Linked DNA regions of Homo sapiens: all the other regions are linked to region 1. The links are chromatin loops, found by intact Hi-C in ENCODE. Cell type or tissue: CD4-positive, alpha-beta T cell. All regions are shown on one strand. Each heading gives the region's core, and the rest is flanking DNA. Links, peaks and the distances in the headings are about the cores only.

Evidence for each region. Peaks named below come from ENCODE experiments on the same cell type or tissue, not always from the same donor. Only the 100,000 strongest peaks of a DNase experiment are listed, where the experiment ranks them.
Region 2: a loop joins it to region 1, with 13 times the contacts of the local background. A loop is called at or near these places in 33 of 110 quality-filtered maps.
Region 3: a loop joins it to region 1, with 2.3 times the contacts of the local background. A loop is called at or near these places in 2 of 110 quality-filtered maps.

Annotation. Positions count from the first base shown.
Region 1 is chr2:200,899,179-200,904,490 of GRCh38, forward strand. NIF3L1 (NGG1 interacting factor 3 like 1) reads left to right here. Exons shown (of 7, transcript NM_001369441.2): 6 at 207-290; 7 at 4,316-4,747. The coding sequence ends at 4,500. Among named protein-coding and RNA genes, the nearest start is that of NIF3L1, 12 kb to the left of the region's middle. In CD4-positive, alpha-beta T cell, for the core only: CTCF peaks have their summits at 2,446 and 2,647; a DNase peak (open chromatin) is centred at 2,463.
Region 2 is chr2:201,229,157-201,234,468 of GRCh38, forward strand. It overlaps a transcript of CASP10 not described here and a transcript of CASP8 not described here. Among named protein-coding and RNA genes, the nearest start is that of CASP8, 29 kb to the right of the region's middle. RefSeq lists an enhancer at 3,029-3,278. In CD4-positive, alpha-beta T cell, for the core only: a CTCF peak has its summit at 3,257 (motif pointing left); DNase peaks (open chromatin) are centred at 3,245, 4,295 and 4,835; H3K4me3 peaks cover 1,368 bases; H3K27ac peaks cover 1,139 bases.
Region 3 is chr2:201,448,468-201,453,779 of GRCh38, forward strand. It overlaps TRAK2 (trafficking kinesin protein 2), which reads right to left and starts at 2,991. Exons shown (of 16, transcript NM_015049.3): 1 at 2,883-2,991. STRADB (STE20 related adaptor beta) reads left to right here and starts at 3,273. Exons shown (of 12, transcript NM_018571.6): 1 at 3,273-3,471. RefSeq lists enhancers at 2,346-3,200, 2,604-3,133 and a silencer at 3,164-3,843. In CD4-positive, alpha-beta T cell, for the core only: no CTCF peak of the experiment used is centred there; a DNase peak (open chromatin) is centred at 3,124; H3K4me3 peaks cover 2,279 bases; H3K27ac peaks cover 988 bases.

The sequences.
Region 1 (5,312 bases), core at 917-4,916:
CTTGGGTTAGCTATGCAATATCAAAGAATGACCTGTTTGCTTATATTAAAACATGTTTTTTTTAAAATGCAGTAAGAACAATTCATATACTGGTGATGAGACCAGGAGTGAAATCTGTATTATGTTTAGGATTCTTGGTACAAATTATAATAGTAAAATGAAAGGGAATTGTAAAGTATTGGTCTCTTGTTTCCTCTGTTTTGAAGAGTCTCAAGTCAAAGTCGTGGCCCTGTGTGCTGGTTCTGGGAGCAGCGTTCTGCAGGGTGTTGAGGCTGACCTTTACCTCACAGGTAGGACAGACTTTGGATCTCTCTTGGTTTATTTTTTGCAAAATCAAAAATGGCAAATTTTAGGACAGTACCTGGCACATAGATGATACCTAATTAATGTTTTCTGAACCTGAACTAAACAGAAACTACAACAGAACTGGGGACTTACTGCATTCTTTGTGGAGGGATGAAATCATTGAACAGTTTATTACATTATCTCAAAAGTTAATGGTCAGCATTTATTTTACCTACATTCTTCCTAAACTGTCCCAAACCTCTCAGATTTCACATCAGTGGGATACTTTCTACCCTGTCACCTTAGCTAGGAAATGGTTCCTTTTACTCAGCCTAAAGCCAATCATCAATTCCTATCAATTCAAGCTCCCAAATCTTTCTAGAATCTTCCCCCTTATCTCTATCCAGGCACCATCTCCTACTTGAAGTACAGCATCAACCCTCTAATGGTATCTTCCATATACTCTCCTGAAATTAACTTTTCAAAGTGCAAATTTGATGGTCTTGATTAAAAAGACTTCAGTGATTTCCTTCATCTGTCTGGTGGAGCCTGAACATTGCATCCCCTTTCCTGTACCCTTTGCTTATGCTGTTTTCTCTGGCTAGAATGCCTTTTCCTTGTACTCCTAGTGATAAGTGAACACCCCCTCTGAGAAGCCTTCTCTGACACTGTCCTGCTCCTGCCTCTTGTGGGTCCCTATCACTTTGTCCTTGACCTCCAATGTGCACTTCTGTTGGATAGTAATTGTCTGGCTGCTGGGCCTTATACTTTCTCATTTAGGATACTACCTAATAGGTCCTGGCTAATTTTTATTGAAAGAATTACTTTATGTAGTTACTACTCAGGAATATGGCCAAACATGGCCCCTTACACCTCCAAAGGATTTGGAGGCATTTTAAGGGGTTGCCACTTTGTTTACCTCCTCCTTCTTAGGGTTAGGAGAGAATGAGTTAAAGAATTACTTTTCCCACTTTGAGGACCAGGCTCTAGGCTCTTAGCCCTCTGGCCATTCCTTTGGCTACTTCCATGCTTCCCTTGCCTCCCACACCCACACTTTGTTATATAGCACACTCTCTTACAAAGGCTGCTGCACTCAAAGCATTGTCACATCCTGAAGTACCGAGGAGCAGCATCTGAGCAAGCCTGATGGAATTGCTCTAAACCAATAAATTGATTTAAAAAAACAAAACATGTATGTGACTATTACTTATTTTATATTTTCTGAAGATAAAAGATTTTTGTAAGCCCTTAAATTTCTACCAGATTAAAGTGAAATTTCAATATGAATATCTTACAGTATTGTGTCTGGCTATTTTAAAATTCATTTTAGCATTTTACTTAGGAATTTCAGACCTATGCAAAAGTTGCAAGAATAGTATACTGAACTCCTATATGCTCTTCACCTTGGTTACTATGGTTATATTCTGCCATATTTGTACATTCCCTATGTGCATATTATATATGTGTCTATACACATTTGTGTTTGCATGTATAGATACATAATATATACAAGTTAAAATATGTTCTATATATATATTGATGTATTTCCCCTAGGACCATTTTGTAATCAATTGCAGACATGACAATTTCTTTACCTCTCAATACTTCAGTGTATAGTCTAAGAACAAAGACATTCTAAGTCCATGGAACAATTATCAAACATGGGAATTTAATATTGTTAAAACACTTACTTGATATACAGTCCATATTCACATTTTCCCAATTGATAAAAGCTTATAGCATTTCTTTTTCTGATCCATATCCAGCCAATGATCTCACATTGCATTTAGTTGTTGTTAGTCTCCTTCAGTCTGGAATAGTTTCTCAGCTTTGTCTCCATAGCATTGACATTTTTAAAGAGTATAGGCTCTTTGTTTTGTGCTTCTCTCTCAATTTGGGGTATCTGTTTCCTTATACTTTTTTAAAAACTAGTTTTTTAAAACAATGATAAAGTATAATGATACGTGCATAAGATAAATTCAAGCAGTTCCAAAATGTTAAAATGTCCTTCCTATCTGGCTGTGGGGAGAAATAGAAAATATATTATCCGGCTAGCATTAGCTGTCTCTGGTCTGTGAGGCATCACTTTTGAGTATAACTTCAGAGATGTGAAGCCCCACCTAAAGGACCTCTGCTGAACTTCATCACGCTTCCTGTGAGCCTGAGGCCGTGTTCTCATTGTATTAGGTTGTTAAGGGTAATACCCCGTAAGACCAGCAGATGGGGAGCCTGCTCCTTGTAAATTAAGTTCTCCCATTTGTCTTTTCATTCTCCATTTGCTTATTCTTTCCCAAGCTGCCATCCTGGGCCAAGCTTTTCTTTCCATTGGCTTCAGCTATTATTGCAGGGTCTTCACTGATTTCCCCCCTTTCATGCCTTCTCCAGCCAATGAATTTGTCACAGTACAGGCAGCCAGACTTACCTTTCCTAAAACAAGGCTTCCAACTGGGCCATCTTAGTGTCTTTTTCTTGCTTTTTACTTCTACTATTATAGATTAAGATGTTTTAAAAGGTGCTTGAATAAAAACTGTTCCTTATAATGAGATGACACTTATTAGGAGGAGATTGTGGGGAACTAAAAAATTCTGGAATTAAGAAAACTCATTTTTTTACTTATAGGTGTTTTCTTATGGGAAAATTAAAAGAGAACTCATTTTTTTCCAAGAACCCTTTTTTCTTAAATTTATATGCCCTTCTGTCTCTAAATACAGTTCAAAATTGTACTTTTTAAAGAACAAACCTAATTGTACACAGTACAGTTTTGCTCTTAAATTAGAAGTCATCAAATTCACAAACTGCATTTTAAGAAATTCAGAATATTAGGCTGGACATGGTGGCTCACGCCTGTAATCCCAGCACTTTGGGAGGCTGAGGCGGGCAGATCACTTGAGCCCAGCAGTTCGAGACCAGCCTGGCCAACGTGGTGAAACCCCATCTCTACTAAAAATACAAAAATTAGCCAGGCATGGTGGTGGGTGCCTGTCATTCCAGCTACTCGAGAGGCTGAGGCAGGAGAATCACTTGAACCCAGGAGGCAGAGGTTGCAGTGAGCTGAGATCGTGCTACTGTACTCCAGCCTGGGTGACAGAGCAAAACTCCATCTAAAAAAAAATTAACAATATAAATTAAAAATTCAGAATATGAATTTTCCCCAAATCTTTTCACAACAGATGAGATTCCCTCCAGAGTTTCTAGGGATTTTGCTTAAGTCAAAGAAAAATACTTTGTTTTTAACCTGGAAGTAATCTTAAATTCATTTCATCCTTATATATTAGACTAAGTTGACGACAGAAATACTGGTGCTTACAAAGCATAAGTCTGCTGGGCAGTATACATATAATTTCCTCCAGAGGTATTTATTACTTACATAAGAGGCAAATTTTCTGAAGGCCTCATTTTACTTGGCAGTGATCATTCATTTTACCGTGGAAACACTTTGAATGGGTGTTTACAGATCTGGTTCTGGCCAGATATGTTGGATTGGATAATTGCCTTGGGGTCTGCTAAGGAAAAAGAAGTTGGAATTCTCAGTGGGATGGATTTTATTTTTATATTTTCAAGATAGTCTTACTCTGTCACCCAGGCTGAAGTGCAGTGGTGCAGTCTCGGCTCACTGCAACCTCCAGGCCCTGGACTGAAGCTATTCACCTGTCTCAGCCTCCTGAGTAGCTGGGATTACAGGCACGCACCACCACGCCCAGCTAATTTTTGTGTTTTTAGTAGAGATGGAAGTTTCACCATGTTGGCCAGGCTAGTCTAGCACTCCTTAGCTCAGGTGATCTGCCTGCCTAGGCCTCCCAAAGTGCTGGGATTACAGGCGTGAGCCACCGCGCCCAGACTTTTCTCTCTTTTTAAGTTGGAGGACATAAAAGAAAACTGTACACTACTTTCTAGATTTATATGTAAAACAGTTCTGCTCTATTACATTCACTTCATATAGACTACAAACTTGGTATTTCTGCTTTTGTGTTTCCTCATTCCACAGATTCCATATTTAGCATTTAAGAATTTGCTCTTCCCTTTTTGGTAGGTGAGATGTCCCATCATGATACTTTGGATGCTGCTTCCCAAGGAATAAATGTCATCCTCTGTGAACACAGCAACACTGAACGAGGCTTTCTTTCTGACCTTCGAGATATGCTGGATTCTCACTTGGAGAATAAGATAAATATTATCCTATCAGAGACTGACAGGGACCCTCTTCAGGTGGTATAATTGCAGAAACATCAGGATAACACATTCTACAAATCAGCTGGATGCCAACTTAAATTTGTAACATGAGTCAGTGGGACTGGTGTGCTTCCAGAGAGTGTCTTCGAGGGTATCATCATTTCCGGTTTGTTAATCTTATTCACCAAATGTTCTATCGCTCGTAAGGTAAAACTGTAATATAACTACCATATTAAATAACAAATGTTCATTATAAACTCTAGGAAAGATTGAATAAAATCTGTTTACTTAACATTCTTTGGAAGGAGCTCAAGTGATTCTGTCCTTAGTTTAATTGTAGATGGGATGGATCCATTTGGGTATCTCTGCCCTTGGTTAGTTAACATTATGCTTGAAAAACTTGGGCTTGAACACTTCTAGGTAGTAGCCTTTTTGCAGTGATAAGAAGTTCTGTTTGTCCTTGTTCCTAGTTCTGCCTACATTCCAGTCTCTCACCTAAATTTCAGAATCAGAATGAGATTTATCAGGATGTTGTTTTGAAAATATGTATACACAATCATTATTCATATTACTGTTACTTTATTGCTTTTTAGATGACTTACCTGTAATTTTTTTTTCTTCCACAGTCCTTTGTTCCCGATTTCTGCTCTGTCACTTCCCTCTCCTGGCAATGAACTTGGCTGCCGCAGGCAGGGGGCAGGGCCAGGGAATGAAATTCCAGAGCAGAAAGAACAAAGTCAGATATCTCAAAATATCATCCTGCCCCATTTAATCTGGGCCTTTTATCCATGTGGATGCCCCTTTCTAAACAGCACCTGCGCTGGGCTGCGAGGCCCCTGCCTGCCTGCTGCTGGTTG
Region 2 (5,312 bases), core at 897-4,896, 330 kb after region 1:
GGAAACCTCCCTTTACAGCACCACCTTGCGATTCTGCAGCCACAAAGTTGAGACTTCTGAACGTGGCACTCTTCTGTTCCCTTACTGTTTCACGTGTACCTGTGTCATCTTTCTTGTTTCATCGTAAACATACTTCTAAAATTCCCATTTTCTTTATTTAGAAATAGAACTACAAGCGGATGGTTAAACAATTTAAACAAATGGTCCATGGGGAAAAGTGAATTTCACACTGTCCCCCAAACTTTCAGTGCCTTTTATGGAGATAATTATTGTTTCTAATGTTTTGAATATTCTTTCAGAGATATTTTATTCTTATATAAGCATATGTGTATTTGTGTCCTTCCCTCATTTTCCCCCCACAAACACTAGCAGACTGTTTTGCACCTTGGTTAGCTCATTTAACATATCTTGGAGCCAGGTGCGGTGGCTCATGCCTGTAATCCCAGCACTTTGGGAGGCCGAGGTGGGCGGATCACCTGAGGTCGGGAGTTCGAGACCAGCCTGACCAACGTGGAGAAACCCCGTCTCTACTAAAAATACAAAATTAGCCAGGCGTGGTGGCACATGCCTGTAATCTCAGCTACTAGGGAGGCTGAGGCAGGAGAATCGCTTGAACCTGGGAGGCGGAGGTTGCGGTGAGCCGAGATCGTGCCATTGCACTCCAGCCTGGGCAACAGAACATATAGATCTGCTTGATCCTTTTCATGACTGCTACAGCTCCATTGAATGTATGGATCATCAGTGCTCCAGCTAGCACCTTAGTGATGGGCATTTAGGGATCACAAACTTCATAAGGGCAGAAACAATATCTTACCCATCCTCTGTTTCTGATATGGTTTGGATGTGTGTCCCTGCCCAAATCACACGTCAAGGTAATCCCCCATGTCAGAGGTGGGGCCTGGTGGAGGTGATTGGATCATGGGGATGGATCCTTCATGAATGGGTTAGCACCATCCCTTTGGTGCTGTTCTTGTGATAGAGCTCTCATGAGATCTGGTTGTTTAAATGTGTGTGGCACCTCCCCACTCTCTTGGTCAAGTTCCTGCCATGTAAGATGCTTGCCCTTGCTTTGCCTTCTGCCATGAATAAAAGCTCTCTGAGGCTTCCCCAGAAGCAGATGCCACTATGCTTCCTGTACAGCCTGTGGAACTGTGAGCCAATTAAGCCTCTTTTCCTTATGAATTATCCAGTCTTAGGTATTTCTTTGTAACAGTGTGAGGATGAGCTAATACAGTTTCCTACACTGTAACCTAAGGCAATGCTTTGCACAAAGGGATGAACCAGATTGCTTAGTAATTAAAACACAAATACAAACCACAAGCATATCCATTCATGAATTGGGGGACAGCTTTTATTTGATTCTGAGTTCTGATACCTGCTGCTTTGCTTTGTTAAAAATGTGCTAGTTCTCATTCAGCTTCCTATCAGTCATATCACCAACCAACATGTATAACATGTACAATCTGCCAGGTCAGGAGGAAACTTATGGATACAAGAAATGTCCCTCCCTTCTAGGAAATGATAATCTGCTTTGGGAGAGAAGGCAGGTACTTTTTGGCAAAAGTGACATAATAAAATAATCAAAAAAAGATGGATCTTTTTTTCTTTTTTGAGATGGAGTCACGCTCTGTCACCCAGGCTGGAGTGCAGTGGCGCGATCTCGGCTCACTGCAACATCCGCCTCCCAGGTTCAAGCGATTCTCCTGTCTCAGGCTCCCGAGTAGCTGGGACTACAGGCACCCACCACCACGCCCGGCTAATATTTTGTATTTTTAGTAGAGACGGGGTTTCACTGTGTTAGCCAGGATGGTCTCGATCTCCTGACCTTGTGATCCGCCTGCTTCGGCCTCCCAAAGTGCTGGGATTACAAACATGAGCCACTGCACCAGGCGAAAAGATGGATTTTTTAAAAAAGGTGTTAGGATAATCAGGTCCCCACCTGCAAGAAAGTAAAGTTAGAAGCCCACCTCAGACCATGCATACCAGCACAAAAATGTCAAATGGCTTAAAGATAAAATGTTAAAACAAGTCTAGAAAGGTATTAAAAGAAAATATAGAAAATACAGCACCAGCAAAAATTTCCCTACACAAGATGTAAAAGCCAGAAGTCATAAAGGAAAAGGTTGATAAATTAGAATAGATAAAAATGTAAAACTTTTGTATAATATAAGACACAAAGAATGAATTTAAAGACATACAATGAAGGTTAGGAAGATGAAGATGTTTTGGCGATGAGTGGTGGTTACACATCAGTATTAATGTACTTAATGTTACTGAACTGTACACTTAAAATGATGAAAATGGTAATTTTTATGTTATGTGTATTTCATCACATAAAAAAAGACATGAAATGAATCGGGGAAAATATTTGCTACATAACTAAGAATGAAGGCCCTTAATAAAATCTGTAAAACTATACACACTTTTAGGAATGAATCAACAAATAATTTCTATGAATTAGAAAAAAGTGACAATCCAACTAAAAAATGAATAAGGGATATAAGCAATGTGTTTCACAGAAAAAATAAAAATTGACAATGAAGTTATGAAAAAATGTTCAGTCTCCTTAGTAATTGCACAAAACAAACTAAAACAATGAGACATTACCCCTAAGATTAGTAAATGTTAAAGAAAAATAATAATTGGTGAGGGTGTGGGGAAGTGGGCACTTACACCTATGTTTGGAAATATAAATTGGTGCAACCTTATAGGGAGAGCAATCTCACAACATTTTCCAAAGACTTACATGCACAACCCTATGGCAGAGAAATTTATTCCTCTTCCAGGATTTTTTTTCCTTCAAAAACAGTGATGTGGATGAAAAACACATGTTCACTACTGCACAGGGTATAACAGCTGAAAACTGGAAACGATAATACTCACATTCCCTTCAGTAGGGGAATGGTTAAATAAATTTTACAAGCCATCTGGTAGATACCAGGCATGAGCTAAAAGTTAGGGTCCAGTTAGAGATGGAAAGCACACCAGTAATTTGAAAGGGAAAATGTAATATGAAGAATTATTAACTAGTAAAAGAAGGCTAACTGCTAAAGGTACAAGAGCACTCAAGCTGTCTGCAGTCAGCAGGCCCCGGCTGGTGAGCAGGAAGCTGCCCGCTGGGAGGCTGCCAAAGTTCCCTGAAGGTGAGCACCACTGGTTCTACAAGCTGCTGGCAGTCATGGCGTTAAGAGCAGGAAGAGAAGCACCAGAACCCGGAAGAGAAATCCAGTCCTCTGCTAGGCCTTGCACCGTCCCTCTGGCGCCCTCTACTGACAAAGCCAGTAAAATTGTGCCGCTAGCAAAGGAGATCTTTTTATGGGATGTAGCTTGGTGTCACCAAAGAGAACAGAGTGGACTTGGAGCTCAGATGCAACACAATGATTGATACTGGCACAGTATACTTACCCTGCTTTTGTAAACAAAATGGTATATGTGATGTCTCTCTTTGTCTCTCTGTATATAAAACAATATTTGTTTCTACTTATTATGTATTTATGTCTTTACTCTGCATGCCAGGAGCTAAGTATTTTGCATGTATTAACTCATTTTGTTCTCATAATAACCTTCACATGCAGGAATCATTATAGCTACTTTATGAATGAGCCGAGGAAGGCACTGAGACGTTAAGTAACTTGCCCAAGGTCACGCAGCTAGTAAGTGGCAGAGCAAGAATTACTATGGCTTTATAAGCCTAGGAAAAAGTCTGAAAGAATCAAAATGTTAACAGCGGGGACCTCAAGGAAGCATTGAAGAGGCCATGGGAGAAGTTTTCACTTTGTTAAAAAATCAGTCCTTCAAATAAATAAATACAGTGAGGCTTCCCCAGAAGCAGATGTCACTATGCTTCCTGTACAGCCTGTGGAACTGTGAGCCAGTTAAACCTCTTTTCTTTATAAATTATCCAGTCTTAGGTATTTCTTTATAACAGTGCTAGGATGAGCTGATACAGTTTCCTACACTGTAACCTAAGGCAATGCTTTGCACAAAGGGATGAGCCAGATTGCTTAGTAATTAAAACGCAAATACAAACCACAAGCATATCCATTCATGAATTGGGGGGCTGCTTTGTGTGCATAGATAAGGTATATTTTTTAAAAAAATTATTTTTCCAAGAAGAAAATAAACCAGTTAATAAACGACAACTCACAGTGCCAGGAAGTGAGAAACAAGTGTGTGATAAACGGTGGAGAATGGGAGCACTCTCCGCAGTGGGCGGGAGGAGACGAGGAGGGCGTTCCCTGGGGAGTGGCAGTGGTTGGAGCAAAGGTTTGGAGGAGGTAAGTCATGTGCTCTGAGTTTTTGGTTTCTGTTTCACCTTGTGTCTGAGCTGGTCTGAAGGCTGGTTGTTCAGACTGAGCTTCCTGCCTGCCTGTACCCCGCCAACAGCTTCAGAAGAAGGTGACTGGTGGCTGCCTGAGGAATACCAGTGGGCAAGAGAATTAGCATTTCTGGAGCATCTGCTGTCTGTGAGATTAAGCACTATGTATATTGCTTTATTCACTCCCCACAGCAACCTTACCAAGCAGTTCTTTTCCACGTGAAAAGATGGAGGCTGGGTGGAGCAAAAGGAGGTATTTAGAGTCCTCAGCAAGTGAGAGGCAGAGCTGGGATTTGAATCCAGATCTGCCTGATACTGAAGTCTAGGCTGGTTCCACCTCTCCGGACTGCTTTCCAGGGAGTAGAAGACAGATATTTTACCTTAGCTGGCTGCTTCTAGAAGTCTGACCCTGCTGGCTCAAAACGACTTTAGTTCCTTGCCCAGAGGCTGCGGGCTGCGGGTCAAGACATCAGTAGAAGGAGGGCCCAGCCAGAGAGGCTGACATGGGCTTCTACTCACCGTCATCTCTCCTTCCTTCCAGGAGCAGCCCCTGGGTGCGTCCACTTTCTGGGCACGTGAGGTTGGGCCTTGGCCGCCTGAGCCCTTGAGTTGGTCACTTGAACCTTGGGAATATTGAGGTAAGCCTGGGATTTCCAGAGGAGGTTTGGGGGAAAGAGAAGTGGTGAACGCTATTACTGTTCCCTATCTAGACACCAGTGGGCCGAGTGGAGCAGATGCCAGTTGGGACCTTCCCGCCCTCTCTTTGGTTATTAATCCATTATTGTTCCCTGTACACTGGTATGAGTGGATGGGGGAAGTATTTAGCCAAGTTTTTGAGACCTGTACTCGGAGCTAAAATGCATTGTCTTCCTATAGTGCGGGACCCCACAACTGTGGAGGAGCCGCAGGGGATACTGGGTAGTACGCAGACATTATGCACTAAATGACAATGGCTCACATAGTGAAAAGTTATTCTTTTTTATTTTTTTTTTTG
Region 3 (5,312 bases), core at 897-4,896, 550 kb after region 1:
AGATCTGAACAGATAATGACTCAACTATGAATAATTTAGTTCTTTTAATTACTAAGTCATTTAAATGTGACTATTACCTTTTTGCCTCCTATTTCTTACCAACTAAACAGGATGGTAACTAAAGAGGTTCAAAACTGGTACAGATAATATAATGAGAGCTCACAATAAACATGAAATAAGACATTATCTGTCTCATTCCTTATACTGGTATTTAACATATTTGGGGCACTAAAGCAAAGAAAGTTTCAGTGGAGAATAACACTTCTCTGCTCGTATTTTAATTTTTTTTAGAGATGGCGTCTCACTCTGTCACTCAAGCTGGAGTGCAGTGGTGCCATCATCGCTCAAGGGATCCTTTGATCTCAGCTGGCACTACAGGCACAAACAACCACACCCAGCTATTTTTTATTTTTGGTAGACATGGGGTTTTGCTATGTTGAACAGGCTGGTCTCAAGTCATCCTCCTGCCTCGGGCTCTCAAAGTGCTGAGATTACAGGTGTGAGTCACCACACCCAGCAGGGTCATATTTTTATTTGCAGACTCACAAAACCTGTAAACTGAAAAGAACCTTTTGATAAAAGTCCAGTCTTATAATTTCTTACATAAGTGAGATGGATTTGGAATGGGCTTTTCGGGTCTTACTGAGCAGTTCAGTAAGAAATGGGAATTGTAGGCAGAGAGAATCAGTTTGTTCAAAAGTACTAAAGCAGGGGTTCAGGACTTATTCCAGATGTCCAAGGTGTGTGTTGGAACCAGTCTTAGACAATAACACTAGACAATCCTCTTTAACCACTCAACCTTTAAAGTCTATAATTTCTGAAGTACGTATTAGTTACCTGATCTGTGACTTGGAAGCAAGGCAGATCTAGATTTAAATCTCCCCTTGTTACATAAGCAAGTCTTTGAGCCTCAGATTAGTGTGATAGGTTTGTTAAAGTGATTAAGTGAGCTAAAGTATGAAGAGCTCCCACCTGGGGTGCCTGGCAGATTGCAAATACTAAAATGTTGGTTCTTTTTTTTTTTTTTTTTTTTTGAGACTGAGTTTCACTCTTGTTGCCCAGACTGGAGTGCAATGGCTCGATCTTGGCTCACCGCAACCTCCGCCTCCTGGGTTCAAGCGATTCTCCTGCCTCAGCCTCCTCAGTAGCTGGGACTGCAGGCATGTGCCACCATGCCTGGCTAATTTTTTTTTTTTTTTGAGATGGAGTCTCGCTGTTGCCCAGGCTGGAGTGCAGGGGTGCAATCTTGGCTCACTGCAACCTCTGCCTCCGGGTTCAAGCAATTCTTCTGCCTTAGCCTCCGAGTAGCTGGGACTACAGGCGCGTGCCACCACGCCCGGCTAATTTCTGTATTTTTAGTAGAGACGGGGTTTCACCATATTGGCCAGGCTGGTGTATTTCCTTTCAGTAGAGACGGGTTTCTCCATGTTGGTCAGGCTGTTCTTGAACTCTCCACCTCAGGAGATCTGTCCTCCTTGGCCTCCCAAAGTGCTGGGATTACAGGAGTGAGCCACAGCGCCCGGCCAAATGTTGGTTCTTTCTAACAAACCTCTTCCATCATATGAATAAGTGTGTAAGATAACAAAACACTGTCTTTCACATGGTATGTGCTTGCTAAATGTCTGAGACTTGCTGGACATTACTTAATTTTAAAAATAGAAAACTGGAGCTGGGTGTGGCGGCTCACGTCTGTAATCCCAGCACTTTGGGAGGCCAAAGCGGGTGGATCATGAGGTCAAGAGATCGAGACCATCCTGGCCAACATGGTGAAACCCCATCTCTACTAAAAACACAAAAATTAGCTGGGCGTGGTGGTGCGCGCCTGTAGTCCCAGCTACTCTGCAGGCTGAGGCAGGAGAATCGCTTGAATCCGGGAGGCGGAGGTTGCAGTGAGCCGAGATCACCCCACTGCACTCCAGCCTGGCGACAGAGCGAGACTCTGTCTTAAAAAAAAAAAAGAAAAGAAAGTTGGAATAACTGCTAGGATGATAAAATGTCTTCATCCCTGACCTTTCTCACCTCCAAATGTCCTTCACAATTTGTTTTTAAGTGTCATGTCACCACCATTAACCTGCTATTTGGAGACTACTGTACCTCAGACTTCCAAGTCAACAGCAAAGATCTAAAGGTCGGGAAGATTTACGGAGACCAAGAACTGAAAGTGTTCCTTTTGTTCCTATGGTCCATTCCATCAACTTGATGAATATCCTGTGAAGTTACCTTTTTTTTTTTTTTTTCTGACGTAGAAACAGCAGGTCTAAGCAAAAGGTGCATGAGCAAGAGCAAGTAACATCCCTATTATTATGACGCAGATTTTTTTTTAAGTTGAAATTCAATTTTTGGGCTGCTACTAAAAAGGACATGTGCGAATATCTATTATTTACGCTTCAAACTAAAGTCAGCCGTTTTTCTTTTTCAAGATATGTGGCATCTGGCTCAAAATCAATTGCAAGAAAAGCCCAACTCTATTTGACCCAGAAAGAGCTCTTTCCAATACCCTCTCCTCCCACTTACATCACAGATGGCGACTGAAGCTTAAGGTTTAATGCCCGACCCTAAAGCCACTCATCCTAAAAGACAGGGCTCCAGATGGATGCTGTATGGCAGAGGATAAGGCGCTATGAGAAGCTGCCAAGCCTCAGATGTGCAGCTGGGCTGAATACCGACGCCAGCGCCTAGCGCCCATTACTTTGCACCCACACTTAGGAAACAACCCACGCCTCACCGCGGGACCCGGACCCAGCCCTCCAGCACCCAGCCTCCGGCTCCGACGTCCGCGCGTGACCTCCGGGTACCGGAGGACCTTGGGACGAGGAGGTCCCTCCGCTTTCCGGGGAAGTTGTCAAGGGCAAGTTCGGGTTCTGCGCGGACAGCTTACTCACTGGAGTGGTTCGGCATCCTCTGTCGTCCGCCCGCGCTTCCTCAGGAAGCCCCTAATGCAGCGGCAGCCTGAAAGCAGCAGCCGAAGCTGCTGCCGCTGCTCCCACTGCCAGCAACCGCCCGGGCGTGGCAGGGACAGGCGGGCGACTTCACAACATCATCACTCGGCGACCTCGGTTCTGCGGCGACACCGGGTCAATGGCAGCCCCCACACAATTGGGGAAGCCAAAGGAGAGCCACTCTCCCAGCGGCCTCCACGGCCCCAGCGCAAGACCTGCTGGGAATTGTAGTTTCCTGCCCGCCCCGCCTCAAGCTCGAAGGCCCCGCCTTCTCGCTGCCCAGCCCCGGGGAGGGAGGCGGGGCCGCGACCCCGGCGCGGGTGGGGCGAATGCGTTCCCAGCGGGTAGCCTGGGACTGGTGCAGAGTTCCAAGCCCACGGCCCCGGTCGCGGCCTCGCCGCCCTCCCGCGCCCCGCGCCGGGAGCGGGCCTAGAGCGCTCGCCTCGCCCCTCCGCGAGCAGGGCTCTGGCGCCCGCCCCTGTCCGCACCGCTGGCAGCCTGAAGAGAGTCGCTGGCCGTGGTCGCCGCTAGGGTAAAGACGGGAGGCAGGCCCGGGAAGGGAAGGTGTCGGGGCCGGTGGGGGACGTGTGAGGGAGTGAGCCTTGGTCCGCGCACGCCCGGGAAGCCAGAGGCCAGAACGCGCTAGCCCACCTCCAGCCCGAGCACCGGCGGCTGGCGGGAGCCGTGGCAAGAATGCGGCCCGAGGTGGCGAGCAGCCACTGCGCCAGTGCAGCTCGGGCTCAGCGGGGCCCGGGCCGCGGGTTCGCAGCCCGCCCAGTGGTGCCTGCCGGGTTGGCCGTGCCGGCCGTGCCAGGTGCGCGGGGCCCAGGCCGCCCGGGCGCCCTCTCCCCGCACCCCTCACCTTTGGCCGCGCTCTCGGGCTTGGGGAGTTGCCATATCGAAGACACCCTCAGACCCCAGCTCTATCTGCCGCCTTCTGCAAGTTCGCTGCAAAGTCCCCCATAGCAGGACTAGGAAGGAACCTTTTACAAAATTAAATACTCGAGTGTCGTTTTGTCTTCGGTTTTTCAATTCAACGCTGTGTTTTTCCCTGCTGGGTCTTTGTCAAGTACCTTTTCCCCAAAACTTGATACGGATGTGTAACACGGCGCCTGCTTAGCACGGTGCCTGGCACCCAGTAGGCGCTCAGTAAAGATTTGTTGAACGCATGAGTCACTAAGCTTGGAAAATTCTCCTGAACTGTGCGTCGCTATGATCTTTGTTAAGATTTTATGGGTTCCCAAGATCACTTTGAAAATTACAGTAATTTTAAAGCTCAACAAAGAGTTACATCGGGTCATTTTTGCATTCCCTGTAACAGTGGCCTCTGTTGAATGCCTAAATTAACTCAAAACCCGTGTTCTAGAAGATGCGCCCTTTGGTTTCTACAGAAAGTGTTAATCTTTCAGATCAAAGTCTTCACATGAACCATTCTATTATGGAACAAACTGAAATTACTTATAAAGCTTTATCGTAATTAGCGTTTTGGATACAAGTGTAAGGGACTGCACTGATGTACTTGTGAATACGAAATATAAGTCTCTTAAATATGACTTTTTTTTAAGAAAGGGTTTATATTCATATCTCGTGAAAGAGCATGCCGGAGAAAATTATAATAACAGCAAATCCCCCACCCCCACCCCTTTGCTGGGTGCAGCTGCTGCCTTGACCTCAAAATGTCTTGTAAAATTATCTCTTAATAGTCTGGTGTATCTAAGGCAAAAATCTCTGAGATTAAACCACCCCATAGGGACAACCCTTTTATTACTAACAATTCTTACCAGATTGTGTCTGTTTCTTCTGAGCTTTTCTGAAAAAGAGAAAAAAATAGACAACGTAATGGAGTTTCACATTATTAAGACAAAATCAGTAACAACTTGCTGACATTGAGTGAAAAAAGCAGGATACAAAATCATGATAACCAGAAAATTTGGTTAATCATGACATCCATAACCCTTCTGCTTGTGGGAAGGTCAGCTACAAGTGGCCAGGGTCTTGTCTGCCCTGATTACCAGCGGGTGTCCACAGTGCCTGACCCATGGTAACCACTCATTAAACACTTGTGTAATGATTACTTGGCTGTTAACAGATTAACAGTGTATTGACTATGATGTGTAGTTTCTTCATTTACTTGGATATCTCCTTAGAATAGATCACTCCGGGGAATTTTACTGGGTCAAAAAGTATGAATATTTTCATGGTTATTGAAACATTTGACAACCTGCTTTCCAAATAAACCTTATAGTTTTGTACTGCCATCAGTACATTTGAGTGTACCTTTCAAAGCATAGTTCAAGCTGATACAGTGTTTGCTAATTAGGGGCACTTTGAGATGTAACTCATTTGATTTCATTCACCCTGGAAGGTTGGCAG